Regions from separate parts of the Mus musculus genome. Here region 2 is linked to region 1. Evidence: chromatin loops called from intact Hi-C (ENCODE). Cell type or tissue: left cerebral cortex. All regions are shown on one strand. Each heading gives the region's core, and the rest is flanking DNA. Links, peaks and the distances in the headings are about the cores only.

The links. A loop is a pair of places that touch in the nucleus more often than their neighbours do. Peaks named below come from ENCODE experiments on the same cell type or tissue, not always from the same donor. Only the 100,000 strongest peaks of a DNase experiment are listed, where the experiment ranks them.
Region 2: a loop joins it to region 1, with 3 times the contacts of the local background. A loop is called at or near these places in 1 of 42 quality-filtered maps.

Annotation. Positions count from the first base shown.
Region 1 is chrX:17,651,739-17,660,053 of GRCm38, reverse strand. No RefSeq gene overlaps it. Among named protein-coding and RNA genes, the nearest start is that of Fundc1, 84 kb to the right of the region's middle. In left cerebral cortex, for the core only: no CTCF peak of the experiment used is centred there; a DNase peak (open chromatin) is centred at 4,374.
Region 2 is chrX:17,709,789-17,718,103 of GRCm38, reverse strand. No RefSeq gene overlaps it. Among named protein-coding and RNA genes, the nearest start is that of Gm39498, 95 kb to the left of the region's middle. In left cerebral cortex, for the core only: no CTCF peak of the experiment used is centred there; DNase peaks (open chromatin) are centred at 3,320 and 4,122.

The DNA of each region.
Region 1 (8,315 bases), core at 1,801-6,800:
TGAGCTCCCTAAAAGAGATAGCAGTTTATTTTTAGAATTTTTCTCTAGTGAGAACTGCGTTATCTGAAGATCTCCAGAGAGCAAAGAATTTTTTCTAACAGGATCACTGAGGTCAGAAATCCCAAGAATTACTTAGAGAGCTGACACAGCTCTTTTAGAATGTTTTCTAGCAGCTATCCAGGGAAGTCTGTCTAAAGAGCAAACACAGCTATTTTAGAATTTATTAATTAATTTATTTATTTATTATTTTGGCTTTCAGATTTTGATCAGAAAACCCAAGAATTACTTTTTGTCTTAGTTGGGGTTTTACTGCTGTGAGCAGAGAGCATGATCAAGGCAAGTCTTATAAAGGATAACAGTTAACTGGAGCTGGCTTATAGGTTCCAGAGGTTCAATCCATTATCATCAAGATAGGAGCATGGCAGCATTTAGGCAGGCATGGTGCAGAACAAGCTGAGAGTTCTATATCTTCATCTGAAGACTGCTAGTGGAAGACTGACTTCCAGGCAGCTAGGATGAGGGTCTTAAAACCACACCCACAGTGACGCGCCTAACTCCAACAAGGCCATATCTTCTAGCCAAGCATATACAAACCATCACAATTTTAAAATTTTTCTAACGGGATTTCTGACTTGATCAGAAGATCCAAGAATTTATACAAGCTTTTCTAACTTTGGTCATCCAGAGAGCTTTTAAATTTTTAACTAGCAAAGAGAGGTGTCTCAAGCAGTAAGCTAGTTGTTTCAACCAGAACGTTTTTTAGAATAGCAAAAACAGCTGTCTAGATGAGAACACAACACAAAGAGAGAACTATCTGAAAAGCTGTCTTGAGCTGACTACAGAGCCAAGTACTATCTACAGTGAACTGTCTTAAGAGCTATCTTGAACAGATAGGCCACTAGCTTGGAACCACAGTTTGGCCTCAAGTCCTTTGTTTTCACTGTCCCAGATTCCTGTTTATTCAGAATCCCTCTCTAAGCCAAGGCAAGAGCACCCCCTGGCCCCACCCAATCCCTGACAGCTGCAGATTTCTTTGGCACTCTCTCCTATCTCTCCACACTTGAACCTGAACCCCCACATTCCCCTCCCCATTCCCTCTTCCACTCAGTTCCCTCCCTCCATCTGCCTAAGACTATTTTATTCCCCCCTCCAAGTGAGATTCAAGCATCCTCATTTGGGCCTTCTTTCTTGTTTAGCTTCTTTAGGTCTATGGAGTATAGGAAGGGTATCCTGTATTTTGTGACTAATATCCACTTGTGAGTACATATTATGCATAATGGACCCTTGGAGGCTCTCAGAGACTGAACTACCAAACAAAAAGCTTAAAGCTTACACAGGCTGGAAGCTTACATAGCCCCACCCCACTCCCACCCCCACCCCATGCACATATGTAGCAGTCTTCATATGGGTCCCACAACAATTGGGGTGGGGGCTGTACCTAAAGCTGTTGCCTGTCTGTGGATCCAATTCCCATTCTTCTAACTGAGCTGCCTTGTCTGGCTTAAGTGGAAGAGGATGTGCCTAGCCTTGCAGAGACTTGAAGTACAAGGGCAGGGGGACCTGGGGGTTGAGGGGCTCCACCCTCTCAGAGGAGAAGGGGATGGGAAGGAGCTGTGTGAGGGAGCACCAGAAGGAGGGGGGCAGTGATCAGAATGTAAAGTGAATTAATTAATGAATCAATTAATAGAAAATAGTTACTACTACTACTACTACAAAAGAAAAAAAAGAGTGGAGTGATAGTGGTGCTGTGTGATAAAGACAAACTTAATCACTTTAGTCTATTAGCTGCCTAAGCCTATAGTCACCATCTTTATCAGTGGTTGACCCCTCTCCACTCTTTGTCTGTCATCTTTGAGGCCATTTGCTAATTCTCAGTACTTAGACCTGCTTTCCTACCCAGCTCAGGTTAGCATCACCATCTGAACATCTCTGTATCACCTTTCTTCATCTCTGCTGAAGATGTTCTTTATCTCTTTCCAGTCTCCCCAATCTTTTATCACTTATGCCAAGTAAAGCTAACTCCTGTCTCAGTGAGCCTTTAATATGGAATGGCATCACTCTTAAGACAGCCTGTGGCTCATTCGACAATCAATTGTGTACTTATTTTATTTGGCATCTGCCCAACCATCTACTCACTAAAGTGTGAGTTTTAATAGAAATTGTTCCTCATTAGAGTTGTTAGATTATCTCTTTAAATAGCCTATTAAATTTGAATTAATATAAATAACAAATACTATTTAGCAAAATGTTCTACATGCTACATCAGACATACTTATGAATTTATTTTTCACTTTTTAGTTGAGGTTGAAATTTAACTGAATGTCCTGTGTGTGCATGTGCTAAATCTGGCAACCCTAGACCTTATTCCTCTCTGACCATCAGGGTCTTAATCTATGAAAGAGTTATGGCTCTTGTCTATTTCAGAAAAATCTGGGTACCCTATTGCAGAACACTAAAGGAGTACTAAAGACTACGTGGATCAGTTTCAGTGGACTCAGCAATTTGGGGATCAAAAAGTATGTCCACCAGCATGAAAAGGTCAAGGCTCGAAGTTGGCAACAGGAATTCCAGTAATGATAAGACTGGAGTTGGTAATAAACTACTGACCAACCATCATTGTTTTTGTTGTCTAACTCCAGTGGATTTAGACATTTAGACATTCAGTGTTCTTTATAGACATTTCTTTTGAACACAATTTATGGTTTCAATCATTTCTCAAGAAAGTGCTATAAAACCAAAGGCAATGCATTTTATATATGTGCGTTGAGTTTTGTTGTTGTTTGTTTTTATTTTTACATTTTTGTACTACAAGTTCCCATGAGATTTTCTCCTCTGGCCATGAGAGTTGTTTTATAAATGATTTCACAGACAATTGTTTTTTAGTCAATTTTAGTGAGTATTGAGACTAATCATGACACATGTGTATGTATGTATGTATGTATGTATGTATATATGTATATGTGTTTTATATGTATGATGTGTGGGAGAGGAGAGAGAGAAGGAAAGAAAGACAGAAAGACAGAAAGGAAGGAAGGAAGGAAGAAAGAAGAAAGAAAGAAAGAAAGAAAGAAAGAAAGAAAGAAAGAAAGAAAGAAAGAAAGAGAGGAAGGAAGGAAGAAAGAAAGAGAGGAAGGAAGAAAGGAAGGAAGGAAGGAAGGAAGGAAGAAAGGAAGAAAGGAAGAAAGAGAGAAAGAAGAAAGACAATGTTGTCCCGGTTGACCTAAAACTCACAATGTAGATCAGAGTGGCCTTGAGCTTACAGAGATCCACCTGCTGCAGCCTCCCAAATGCTGTGTGTGTGTGTGTGTGTGTGTGTGTGTGTATGTGTGTGTGTGTGTGTGAATATATAAAGACCTGCTCTATCTATCACTATGGGCTATGAATATACCTTTATCTGCTAGCTTACTAAGTCTCCTTTAATAGATTACTACTGACTTGATTGCTTAAATGAAAGAAATTGCTTCTCTCACCATATTGGAGACCAGAATTTTGAAATTTGACTCTTGGGGGACATACTCCTAAAGAAGCATCTCTTTCTTGTTTCCGTGCCTTCTGAGAAATGCTGCCATTCCTGAGTTTCCCTCTGCTTTGCCTCTTTCATGACTGCAAATTCTGCTGTCACCTCAGGATGTAGCCTGAGGTCCCTTTAGATCACAGTTACAGCAGCATAGGATCTGCTCTAGTGTGCAGATGAAAACTGGAAGGATCCCATTCCAAGTTGTTCCTTGGTTCCTGTGTACTGATGGCTCTGGGCAGGTCTCTCTTGGGCCAGGAATTTGAGCAGAAGTGGTGGTCTCACATATGCTCTCAGGTGTGTCAGTACTCCTGGGAGACTAGCTCACTCCCACTGAGACCTTGGTATGGAGAGCTGTGTCTACTCCGCACTCTTGTTCTTTACTGCTTAATGCTTTCTCACAAATCTTTGTTCAGCCAAATTCACATTTTTTTTATTTCTTTGTACTCCATGTATTACTCTGTCACCATAGATAGGAATGAAAGCAGTGAACAATAACCAAAAGCCAGTCTCAATATTGTCCTGCTTTGCAATTTCTTTTTCCAAACAAATTAAGCTATTACTGCTTTTGAATTCAGTCTTACCCAAATTCTCATGAAACAGAATGCAGCCAGATTCCTTGCCAGAATACAACCTAGATAATGGCTAGTTTTATTTCTTCTATCATATTATATGCCAATGGAATTTCCCCCTAAGTCCTTCCCATCCCCTACCATCTAAATCCACTAGCCCTTCACCTCCCTTGAGAAAAGAGCAAGCCTTCCAGCAACATCAACCAAATAAAGCATTTCAAGCCACAGTAAGACCAGGTATGTATTCTCACATCAAAGCTGGGCAAGGCAACACAGTAGGAGGGAGTTTCTGGAAGGCAGACAAAAAAGAAAGTCGAGACAGCACTCTCTCCCACTGTTAGGAATCCCACAAGAGCACCAAGCTACATAATCATAATATATATGGAGAGGATATATGCAGAGAATGTAGATCAGACCCATACATGCTCCCTGATCTCTGTGAGCCCACTTGGGTTTCAGTCAGTTGGTTCTATTGGCCCCATATTCTCTTGGATTCCTTGATCCATCTGGCTCCTCCAATCATTCCTTCCTCTCTTCCACAGGACTTTCAGAGCCCCTCCTAATGTTTAGCTTCAGGACTCTGTGTCTGTTTTTTGGGGTTTTTTTTTTAGATTTATTTATTTATTTATGTATTTATTTAATGTGTGTTCACTGTAGCTGTCTTCAGACACTCCAGCAGAGGGCATCAGATTTTTGTTATGGATGGTTGTGAGCCTCCATGTGGTTGCTGGGATTTGAACTCAGGACCTTTGGAAGAGCAGTCGGTGCTCTTAACCACTGAGCCATCTCACCAGCCTCTGTGTCTGTTCTTATTAGTTGCTGGATGAAGTCTCTCTAGTCTCTCTGATGACAACTATGCTAGGCTTCTGTCCCAGTACAACCTGAAAGCATTACACATGGTAAGTCAGAGTTTTTGTGCCTGGGTTGGCATCCAAATCCCTCCACTTGAGGCCTTGCCTGATTACAGAAGATGGCTGGTTCAGGCTCCATGTCTCCCATTACGAAAAGTCTTTGCTAGTATCAACCACATAGATTCTATGGAGTTTCCATTGCACTGGGTTTCTACCTTGCTCCCCAAATGCCCCCAAATTAGTTTCTCTCCAGTATTTTCTCTCTACAGATGATGCCTACTGTTAAAGTACAACCTGTTCTGTCTCAGCATTGTGATGAAAGTTTCAAAGTCATCAACAGGTGTTGCCTCTGCAGGAGGTAGAACAAATACCACAGAGAACATGCTGAAGGGGCTAAAACTAGAAAAGTATAAATATTTGAATATGAAAAAGATGTAGCTAAGTTAAAAAAACAAATTCAAAACCAATAAATTCCAACGTGAAGGTCAAAAAGCTTCTTATGCATTCCAAGAGGAGAGACTCTTAGTATGTATTCCTACAACTTAGAACCTCAGAGTTAAATGTTTACCTGTATTGCAGGGTTAATTCTGAATATGTATATGGCAGGTCAGAGGTTAGTGTCTGCAGCCCAAATTATATCAAATTCATTGATTATATTCAAGTTTAAATTGCTAAAGTTAACAACATTCTGGATCCTATTGAATATCTCTTCAAAAAAAAGATCAATACTGTAAGATCATATTTATATTTTTTTCTATCTTCAGCTTTGAGGCAAATGGAGGGCCTCACACATTTTAGACAAATGGTATATCACTGAATCACACACCTAATTATAGATCTTATTTTAAAGCTATTATTAAATAAGTAGATAAGTCACTTGTTACACTCAACACATCATCTACCTTTGAAATTTTAAACTGGCAGACAACCGACCACCTTCCTGGCGAGAGCCACAGAGCTTCTGAGGCGGCACCATCTTCGGCTCCAGACAACCGGCCACCTTCCTGGTGAGTGCACAGGGATCCGCCAGCCCGAAAGGTTTGTGCCTCAGGCCCTGGCGGCGGGAGTCTCCTTGGCTCCAGGACTCCGTGGAGGGCAGGCTGCACGGGTGACGGTGTGGAATACAGAGGCCAGCCGTTTCTGGGAAAGGCAAGAGCCATTCTGAGGCGGCGCCATCTTCGGCTTCAGACAACCGGCCACCTTCCTGGTGAGAGCCACAGAGCTTCTGAGGCGGCACCACCTTCGGCTCCAGACAACCGGCCACCTTCCTGGCCAAAGCAACACAGCTTCTGGGAAAGATCCTGTTTTGGGCCTTCATCTTCAGCCAGGAGGAGGTCCAAACACCAGATAACTGTGCACCTTCCCTGAAAGAGGAGAGCTTGCCTGCAGAGACTGCTCTGACCACTGAAACTCAGAGGAGAGAGCTAGTCTCCCACGTCTGCTGATAGAGGGTAACAAAAGCAACAGAGGAACAATCTCTAAACAAAGACAACTATAACAACTAACTCCAGAGATTGCCAGATGGCGAAAGGTAAACGTAAGAATCCTACTAACAGGAACCAAGACCACTCACCATCATCAGAACCCAGCACTCCTACTTCGCCCAGTCCAGGACATCCTAACACACCTGAAAAGGTAGACCTGGATTTAAAAGCATTTCTCATGATGATGGTAGAGGACATAAAGAAGGAATTTAATAACTCACTTAAGGAAATACAGGAGAACACTGCTAAAGAGTTACAAGTCCTTAAAGAAAAACAGGAAAACACAACCAAACAGGTAGAAGTCCTTATAGAAAAACAGGAAAACACATCCAAACAGGTGAAAGAAATGAACAAAACCATACTAGACCTAAAAAGGGAAGTAGACACAATAAAGAAAACCCAAAGTGAGGCAACACTGGAGATAGAAACCCTAGGAAAGAAATCTGGAACCATAGATGCCAGCATCAGCAACAGAATACAAGAGATGGAAGAGAGAATCTCAGGTGCAGAAGATTCCATAGAGAACATCGGCACAACAATCAAAGAAAATGGAAAATGCAAAAAGATCCTAACTCAAAACATCCAGGAAATCCAGGACACAATGAGAAGACCAAACCTACGGATAATAGGAGTGGATGAGAATGAAGATTTTCAACTCAAAGGACCAGCAAACATCTTCAACAAAATTATTGAAGAAAACTTCCCAAATCTAAAGAAAGAGATGCCCATGAACATACAAGAAGCCTACAGAACCCCAAATAGACTGGACCAGAAAAGAAATTCCTCCTGACACATAATAATCAGAACATCAAATGCACTAAATAAAGACAGAATACTAAAAGCAGTAAGGGAAAAAGGTCAAGTAACATATAAAGGCAAGCCTATCAGAATTACACCAGATTTTTCACCAGAGACTATGAAAGCCAGAAGAGCCTGGACAGATGTTATACAGATACTAAGAGAACACAAATTCCAGCCCAGGCTACTATACCCAGCCAAACTCTCAATTACCATAGATGGAGAAACCAAAGTATTCCACGACTGTAGTGGCTATTCCTGGTTGTCAACTTGACAATATTTGGAATGAACTACAATCCGGAATTGGAAGGCTCACCAGTGACCCTTATCTGGAGGCTTGGAGACCCTTATCTGGATCTTGGTTTGAAGATCTTGAGCCATAGTGGCTATGGATTCCAGAAGATTGAATCTCCGAGTTTAAGGAACACACCTTTAATCTGGGCTACACCTTCTGCTGGAGACAATATAAGGACATTGGAAGAAGGGAGTCTAGCTCTTGCTCTTGCTCTTGCTCTTGCTCCTTCGCCTGCTTGCTGCGTGAGACTGAGTAACTGCTAGATCCTTGGACTTCCATTCACAGCTGCGACTGAACCATTGTTGGGAATTGGGCTGCCAACTGTAAGTCATCAATAAATTCCTTTACTATCTAGAGACTACCCATAAGTTCTGTGACTCTAGAGAACCCTGACTAATACAGAAGTTGGTACCAGGAGTGGTTCTAGAGTAACAGAAGTACAAGGATGAATCTTTTAAAATACTGGAATTGGCTTGTTGATCCACCAGCACTTTCAACTATTGAAACCTCTCCAGATTCTCTCCCTCCTGGAAGCTCAGAGAATTTTGAAGACCCATGGTTGAAACTATATTCCGAACTTAAAGAAGCTAATGACCTTGATTTTCTTAATGAATTAGGTGATTCAGTGCACAAAGCTTTCTACAAGATGGGGAAAAAATCGGAAAATGATTTTACTGGCTGGCTGCTCTTAGTATCTGTGGAAAAAATGATGAATGAAAGGAAGGAGTTGTGTGATAAAATCGAAAGGCTCCAGGCACAAGTAAATGATCTAAAAGTTGCTAAGTGTGTCCTTGAGGAGAA
Region 2 (8,315 bases), core at 1,100-6,099, 59 kb before region 1:
TGCCTGCCTCTGATTCTTGAGTGCTGGGATTAATGATGCATGTCACACTACAATGGCACTTTGATAAAATTCCAAAAATTTAAAAATATGTGATCTGGTTTTGAATTTACTTATTTTATTCCTACATTCTTTGAATATATATTCATTCAAGATTAAAATGTCTGTGTGTGAGAATAGAGTATATGCTATGTATGTGCAGAGGTCACAAGAAGGCATTAGATCCGTTGGAGCTAGCATTTTTAGTCAATGTGGGCTAATTATAGCAATATAGCCATTATATATATAGCAATATAGTCATTATAGCAATATAGCCATGTAGGGGATAGAAAGTGAACTCAGGTTCTCTGGAAGATCAGGAAGTAAATCTGAGTTATCTCTCTTGCTTTTTACTGAAAAAAAAACCCAATATTTTTAATTACTACAGCTTTATTATAGCCTTTAAACAAATGTTGATTGTTTTCTTTCATAATGCGTTGGCTGTTCTTGGTCCTATACCTTCCTTATGAATTTAAATATGATAGTGTCAAGTTCCCTAAAAGGTTCTTGTAAAATTACATTGAATTTATAGATCAATTTCAGAAAACTTTATAGCTTTTTGATGTTGAGAATTCCCACCTACAAATGTGGCATATATTCACACTTACTTGTCATTTTTATATCTTTAATAAAGTGTATAATTTTCTTTATGAATGTTCTATACATTTTTGCTAGATTTATTACAACAACCCTCAGCTCCTATTATTATTTTTAATGTGATCATTTTTTAAGCTGAATTTTATCACTTTTCATTGCTCTTATAGAGAAAGACAATTGGTTCTGTTCAACTTTTACATCCAACAATTTGGCTGAAAAATCTCTTTGCTTCTAATAGTTTGCCAATTACGTAAAGATAATCACATCACCTGCAAATAATAAAACAGACTGGTTTCTTATCTATTCTAGTTATCTTTCTTTTCTTAATTCACTGGCAAGAGCCAGTGATACATTATAATAGTAGCCATGGGATTCCTTTCTTGTTCTTCAGTTTAAAAGGAGTATCTGTAATGTTCTTTTGCAAGAGTTGGAGTTTAAGCAGAGAAGCAAGACACTAAAACAGAAAATTTTGTTACTGGCATTGAACTTTATACACTTGTAGGAGCTGGGTAATCTCCTGTGAGGGTTCATGCTGGAAATTAAAGTCCATAGGACAGGCAGTATGAAGGAAGGATGGATGGAAAGGGGAGGAATGTAAAGATCAAATGGAACCTACAAACCCAAGCTGGAACTTACAGACTGAAATTTTTGTCGATATTGTTAGTTCTGTTCTTGATGGCCAGGGATCTTTGTAATAGATCTCAGCATACACAGCTTTGGACAACTATAAGAAACACAAGGTAAAGAACCAACTGAAGCGCTTGCTCAAGGCTAAGAGAATGTAGAGTGGGTAGTAAAAAATTGTCGTTATAATACCAACTATGACCACATGCCATGTTATAGAAATGAGGGTTGTGTTGCTGGAAATATTAAAAAGGAACCAGCAGGCTTCCCATTACTTCTGGCCACTCTCTGTCCCAGTGCTGTCCCACCAGTTTACTCTCTGCCTTCCAACTCTCCAGCAGGGCAGGAGCTCCCAAGTTCCCTTCACTGAAACTCCAGCCTCACGCAAGGACCATAACCATCCACCCAGCGGTCAGCCTCCACAACTCTCTGCCCCGGTACAGTCCCACCAGTTCTGTCTCTAGTTAGCCCCTGCAGCTACCGATCACAGTGTTCCCAGCTCCGGTTCACTTGTCTCTGGAGCCATAAACCCCTCTAGTCAGCGATCCCACATTTTAATAACCCAGTAAATCAAAACTCTTGAAGCTTATAATTAACAAGTCAGATTTATATATCAATAAATTCTCAATTCACAAAATGCCAACACAATAATTTCAGAACCAATTGATAATGATAAAAGCTATCCACCTAGATTAGACAAATTATCCTAATTATTCTAACCTTTATGATATCATAACTACCTGTGGCTATTTAAAGCCATGATGGTTCAGGTTCTTCTTCCTGTCCGTCTGCCTCCATCTTGACTTCCCCCCATCTCCTGAGATGCTGTCTGTGCAACTCTTAGTTCTGCCTCTTATTCTCTGTCCAATCACAGGGCAACTGCTGCACTAACATTTTAATATAATTGGACAGGGAAAAATCTGGCCTCAGGGTTACAATAGTTTTTTTCTGCATTTTAATGCAAATAAGCTTGTATATGTTAGCCACATAGACTTGTTTTCTTTCTCTTTGAGTCTGAAGTACTAGGTAACTCAGATCCCCCAGTAGCTATGACTTTCACTATTGATGTCATAGTCTCCTTTTTCTTGCTCAACAGTTTCCCTCATTGTTAATAACCAATCAGTATGTCGGGGGAGAAGAGTTCAAGTAGAGTAAAATAAATAATGATTTTATTAATGACCAGTTTTTAGATATTTCATTTATTTTTTATTTTATTTAATAAAATGTATAATGATATTATTATTTGACCCCTCTGGAGCATTTTATACAAAATAGCATCTTCCTAAAGGAGCTTTATCAGCCAGTGTTCAATTGGAGAAACAGAACCACCAGAAATTAGTACATGGCCATATATGGATCTGTTTAAGTATTTACATTTAGGTAATTGTAGTAGCTAGTAAAGGTATCTCTGTGATGAGGTCACCCTCACATCTGGGGCAGAAGATTCAAGTCTAAAGGGGCAAGAAATTGGGAAAAAAAAGATGGAAGTAAATTAGAAGAGAACATGGACAAGACAAGTTGGAGACCACAAGAGTCAGGTAGAGCCTGTGTGGATGGACTGATATGCATGTTAGTTCGGTTGCCTTTAACCTTGTTGGAGCTGTCATAACAACTGATTCAGACCAACAAGTTGAACTAGAAGTAACAACACATCTGAATTACAAAGCATCTGGGATTTCTCTGTCGTCTTCCCAATCTCACAGAGAATTCTTTTTTATAGCCCAACCCAAAATGACCATGTGAGAAAGGAAAGGTAGCCAGATATCTATTGGTTTCACATCTAGGCAACTGCCAGCTCAACCAACCGCATATCAAAATATAATTATGGCAATGCTTGTTCCTGTACAGAGGTTTTGTTTGTTGTTATTCCCTAAACAAGACAGTTTAACAATTGATTGTGTACCATTTACATTATGGTAGGTATCTGTCTTAGTTTCTCCTCTGTTGCTGTGATAAAACATGCTGGATGCCAAAACAACTTGGAGAATAAAGGATCTATTTTGGCTTATAGTTATAGAATAGAGTCTTTCATGCAGTTATGAGGGAGGCATGGCAACAGGCAGAGAAGGCATGATTGCAACAGTAGGAAGCTGGCTGGTCGCATTTTATCTCCAACCAGAAAATAGAAAAAGTGAAGTGTGGCCAGGTTATCAGACTTCACAGGCTATCCCCCAGTGACTTTCCACTGCAAAACTCCACCACCTCAAGATTTCCTAGTCTTCTTATACAGCACCACATGTTCAAATGCATTGACCTAAACAAAGCATTTCACATTCAAATCACAACAGTATTGTGAGTAATCTATAGATGATTTCAAATATGCAAGAGGATATTCATTAGCTAGATGCAAATACTATGCCATTTTGAATAAGGGACTCCAGCACTATCAGATACTAGTACATGTGAAGGCACTTGGAGCCAACATCCATAGACTCTGAGGACAGCTGTACTGGGAGATATATACTACAGCTTTGGCAATTTGATAAGTAACAGATCCATAGTACATGTGTTTCTTGACTTATATTGTTTTTGTTTTCAATCTATTAGGGTATAATTTACAATACAATGTATGTATTTTAAGTGTACAATTTGATGGCCCTTAACAATTCTCTCCTCTTAAATTCAGGTAAAGCTTGTCTCATTTTCTGTCAGTATATATTACGTTTGACTGTTCTGAATTTTGTACAAGTGAAACCATACAGATTATGCTCTTTTCTGTCTGGCTGTTTCACTCATTTAATACTTTTATTTTTTTAACATTTATTTATTTATTTATTTGGTGTGTGTATGTATATGTGTGTGTGGGATGGGACAATAGGGCATGTGTATGAAAGTCAGAGGACAATTCTGGGAGCTGGTTTTCTCCTTCTACCTTGTGAGTCATCATGCTTGGCAACAAGCGCCCTTACGATCAGCCCACAGTTTAATCATTTTTAGACACACTTATTCTGCTATTGTATCATTTATATAACACTGAACTCATATGGTCAAGCTTGGTGGCAAACACTATTTTCCTTGAAATCAACTTTCCAGCTCCCATGTGTTGTTATAATGAAGTCTCTATAAATGTCAGTTATGTGAATTTGGTTAGTAGCACTTAAGTATTCTATAGCATTACTGATTTTCTGTCTACTTATTCTGTTAATCTTTGATGAAGGAATAATGAGATTACTTTTTTCAAAATCTCTGAAATCTTTATTAACTGTGAATGTTCCTATTTTTCCTTCATTTTTCTTGTTTTATTCTATGTATTTTAAAAGTGCTAGTTATTGCACGTGTATTTAGAATTTCTCTTCATGATTTGACCCCTTTGCATATGTAATATCTCTTTTCATCTGTAATAGCATTTGAGGTTGCTTTGTTTTTAGTGTGGTTCTGTTTGTATACACTCTCTCTGACTTCAGAAAATGTCATTATTTGATTTTCATTCAACGATGGTTAGCTGGTGTAACAGTTTGTGCTGCTATAACTGAATGCTGGAGACTAGGTAATTAATAAAGAAAAGAAATGCATTTGGTGTATAGTTCAGGAGGCTGGGGTATGTAAAATCAAAATGTCAGCCTTTGATGAAGGCTTTCTTAATGAATTAAAACAAAGCAAAGGTGGTAGAAGGGCAACGACAGGGAAAAAAAGATCAGACTCACAGCCTCTAGCTCTCTGTAACCAGCATTAATCCATTCATGTGAGTGGCACCTCCTGACCTGAACATCCCACAGCAGGCCTCCTCTCCCAATACTCCCACATCAGGGATAACCTCTGTAGCACATGTGCTTAGAGACATAATCAGCCCATAGCCATTGAAATTAAATCCAAGCAAACAGTTATTGTCTCTCAGCCCTATAATAATATCATTTCCTTTTTGGCCTTTAATGTTGTTGTGTCTCCTTTCAATTTATCTGTCGCTGCTTTCTATGGTACTCTGTCATTTCTCCCTAATGGATTTTAATATTTGCTATTTGATTTTGGTATTTCAAATTTTTTACAATGTAAATATATTTATGTTTTGATTTCTTTTTATTTCTCCTTCTTGGCATGGATATGTTTCTTAAAGCTGTAATTTATGACTTTAATCAATACAGAAAAAACTGTCAGCCATTATGTCTGAAAATATTGATTTTCTGTCATCCCACCATCCCTGTAATCTTTCTAGCATCTCCCTAGGGAGTTGCTGCCACAGATATATGTGACTATCTCATTCTCTCCCTGATATCTCACCAGCTCTTTTTTATATGCTCCATAATTCATATATCCCATTTTTTGATCTTGCTGTGGTGCATTTTAAGTACATTCATCAAATATATTCTCCAGTTCAGTAATTCTCCTCTGCAGTGTTAAATGTGATTTAAAAGTCCACTGAGTTTTAGATTTCAATATTTATACATTTAATTTCCAAGAGATCAGCTGAGCTCAATATTTGTGTGTTAATTTTTAAAATACTGACACATTCTTATGGATGAAAATGTTCCCTTTGTGTCTTTACTAATTCTAAGCTTGCTTACTTATTTTATCGTTTTCAATAGGATGCTCTATCATAAGAAGAACTTGGAGATAGTAGATTTACAGTTTATGGGGCCACTCTGATTCATAGTGGAACCTTCTGTTAGACTTTGTGACTTAGAGCCTTCCCTGTGCAGTCTTGGGCATGTCAGACTCTGACCATGCTCTCCAAAGCACTTCTACATTTGTTTCTGCTGGGCAACAGAATCTGGACAGAATTTTTATGTTAATTCATTTAACGATCACTGGCATGAGTAGATGGTGTAGTTTAGTATATGGTTATACATTTTTCAAAGGAATATACTTTTTTCTGCCCAGAAGCCAAGCAAAGGAAGTGATGAGAAAAGAGGAAAAAAAAAAAAAAGAAGGGAGGGAGGTAGAGAGGAAGAGATTCTTTATTGTTAGCTTATGCTAGCCAGTAAGTTTTTCTGTTTTGTTTTTGTTTTACCAGCTATTGCCAATGGCTCATTACTTCAAGACCCTGGTTTTATTTGCAACTTGACAACGCTAATTCTTTGCCTCATGTAAACAAAGGAATCCAGTCTTCAGCTAAACAATCTACAATGAAAAGTGATACAAAAGAAAATGTATAAACAAAGATTTATACCAGTGTATCACCAACACACCACACCCTTTCTTAGAAAATAATGTGGTCATCTGGGTTTTTTCCAGCTTCTGGCTATTATAAACAAGGCTGCTATGAACATAGTGGAGCACGTGTCCTTATTACTAGTTGGAACATCTTCTGGGTATATGCCCAGGAGAGGTATTGCTGGATCTTCTGATAGTACTACGTCCAATTTTCTGAAGAACTGCCAGACTGATTTCCAGAGTGGTTGTACCAGCTTACAATCCCACTAGCAAAGGAGGAGTGCTCCTCTTTCTCCATATCCTCGAAAGCATCTGCTGTCACCTGAATTTTTGATCTTAGCCATTCTGACTGGTGTGAGGTGGAATCTCAGGGTTGTTTTGATTTGCATTTCCCTGATGATTAAGGATGTTGAACATTTTTTCAGGTGCTTCTCAGCCATTCGGTATTCCTCAGATGAGAATTCTTTGTTTAGCTCTGAGCCCCATTTTTTAATGGGGTTATTTGATTTTCTGGGATCCAGCTTCTTGAGCTCTTTGTATATATTGGGCATTAGTCCCCTGTCAGATTTAGGATTGGTAAAAATCCTTTCCCAATGTGTTGGTGGCCTTTTTGTCTTATTGACAGTGTCTTTTGCCTTACAGAAGCTTTGCAATTTTATGAGGTCCCATTTGCCAATTTTTGATCTTACAGCACAAACCATTGCTGTTGTTTAGGAATCTTTCCCCTGTGCCCATATCTTCGAGGCTTTTTCCCATCCTGAGTGGGGTAACCCAATCACACAAGAAGTCACTTGATATGCACTCACTGATAAGTGGATATTAGCCCAGAAACTTAGAATACCCAAGATACAATTTGCAAAACACAAGAAAATCAAGAAGAGGGAAGACCAACGTGTGGACACTTCATTCCTCCTTAGAATAGGGAACAAAATACCTGTGGAAGGAGTTACAGAGACAAAGTTTGGAGCTAAGACGAAAGGATGGACCATCCAGAGACTACCCCACCCTGGGATCCATCCCATAATCAGCCACCAAATGCAGTAACTCTTGCATATGCCAGCACGATTTTGCTGAAAGGACCCTGATATAGCTGCCTCCTGTGAGGCTATGCCATTGCCTGGCAAATACAGAAGTGGATTCTCACAGTCATCTACTGGATGGAACACAGGGCCCCCAGTGGAGGAGCTAGAGAAAGTACCCAAGGAGCTGAAGGGGTCTGCAACCCTATAGGTAGAACAACATTATGAACTAACCAGTATCCCCAAAGCTCCTGTCTCTAGCTACATATGTAGCAGAAGATGGCCTAGTTGACCATCATTGGGAAGAGAAGCCCCTTGGGCTTGCAAACTTTATATGCCCCAGTACAGGGGAACTCCAGGGCCAAGAAGTAGGAGTGGGTGGGTAGGGGAGCAGGGAGGAGGGAGGTTACAGGGAACTTTGTGGATTGCATTTAAAATGTAAATAAAGAAAATATCTAATAAAAAAAATAAAAGAAAAAATGTGGAAGATCTGCTCAGGAATCAAGGTGTTTATTCAGAGAAAGGAGAATCAGATGGAAGAAGCACATGAACAAGAAGATCAAAAATTCTTTCCTACTTTAATAACGATTAAGGGAGAATCAAACGTAACAGAAAAACAGGATAGAAAATAGCATATCCAATGAAGAAGATTATGTCAAGTAAGATTAGAACTTAGCAAGAAAACACAAGCTGACTGAAACTACCCAGGAAAAATTATGTTCACACTTACAAAATCTCTAGAGACTGGTATTCTTGGGTCAATTAAATAAGTGATTTCTCAGTGTTTTAAAAACCCTGTAGTACTCATATCTTCTGATTTCTTTCTCTTATGTTCCTGTTAATATTAGAATCTAATACATTGTATGGGTTTTTTCTGTTTATACAACCCTCTTTTTTTCCATCTATGTGGGAGTTTCCATTTCTAACCTGGAAATATTTGCTATGTGCATG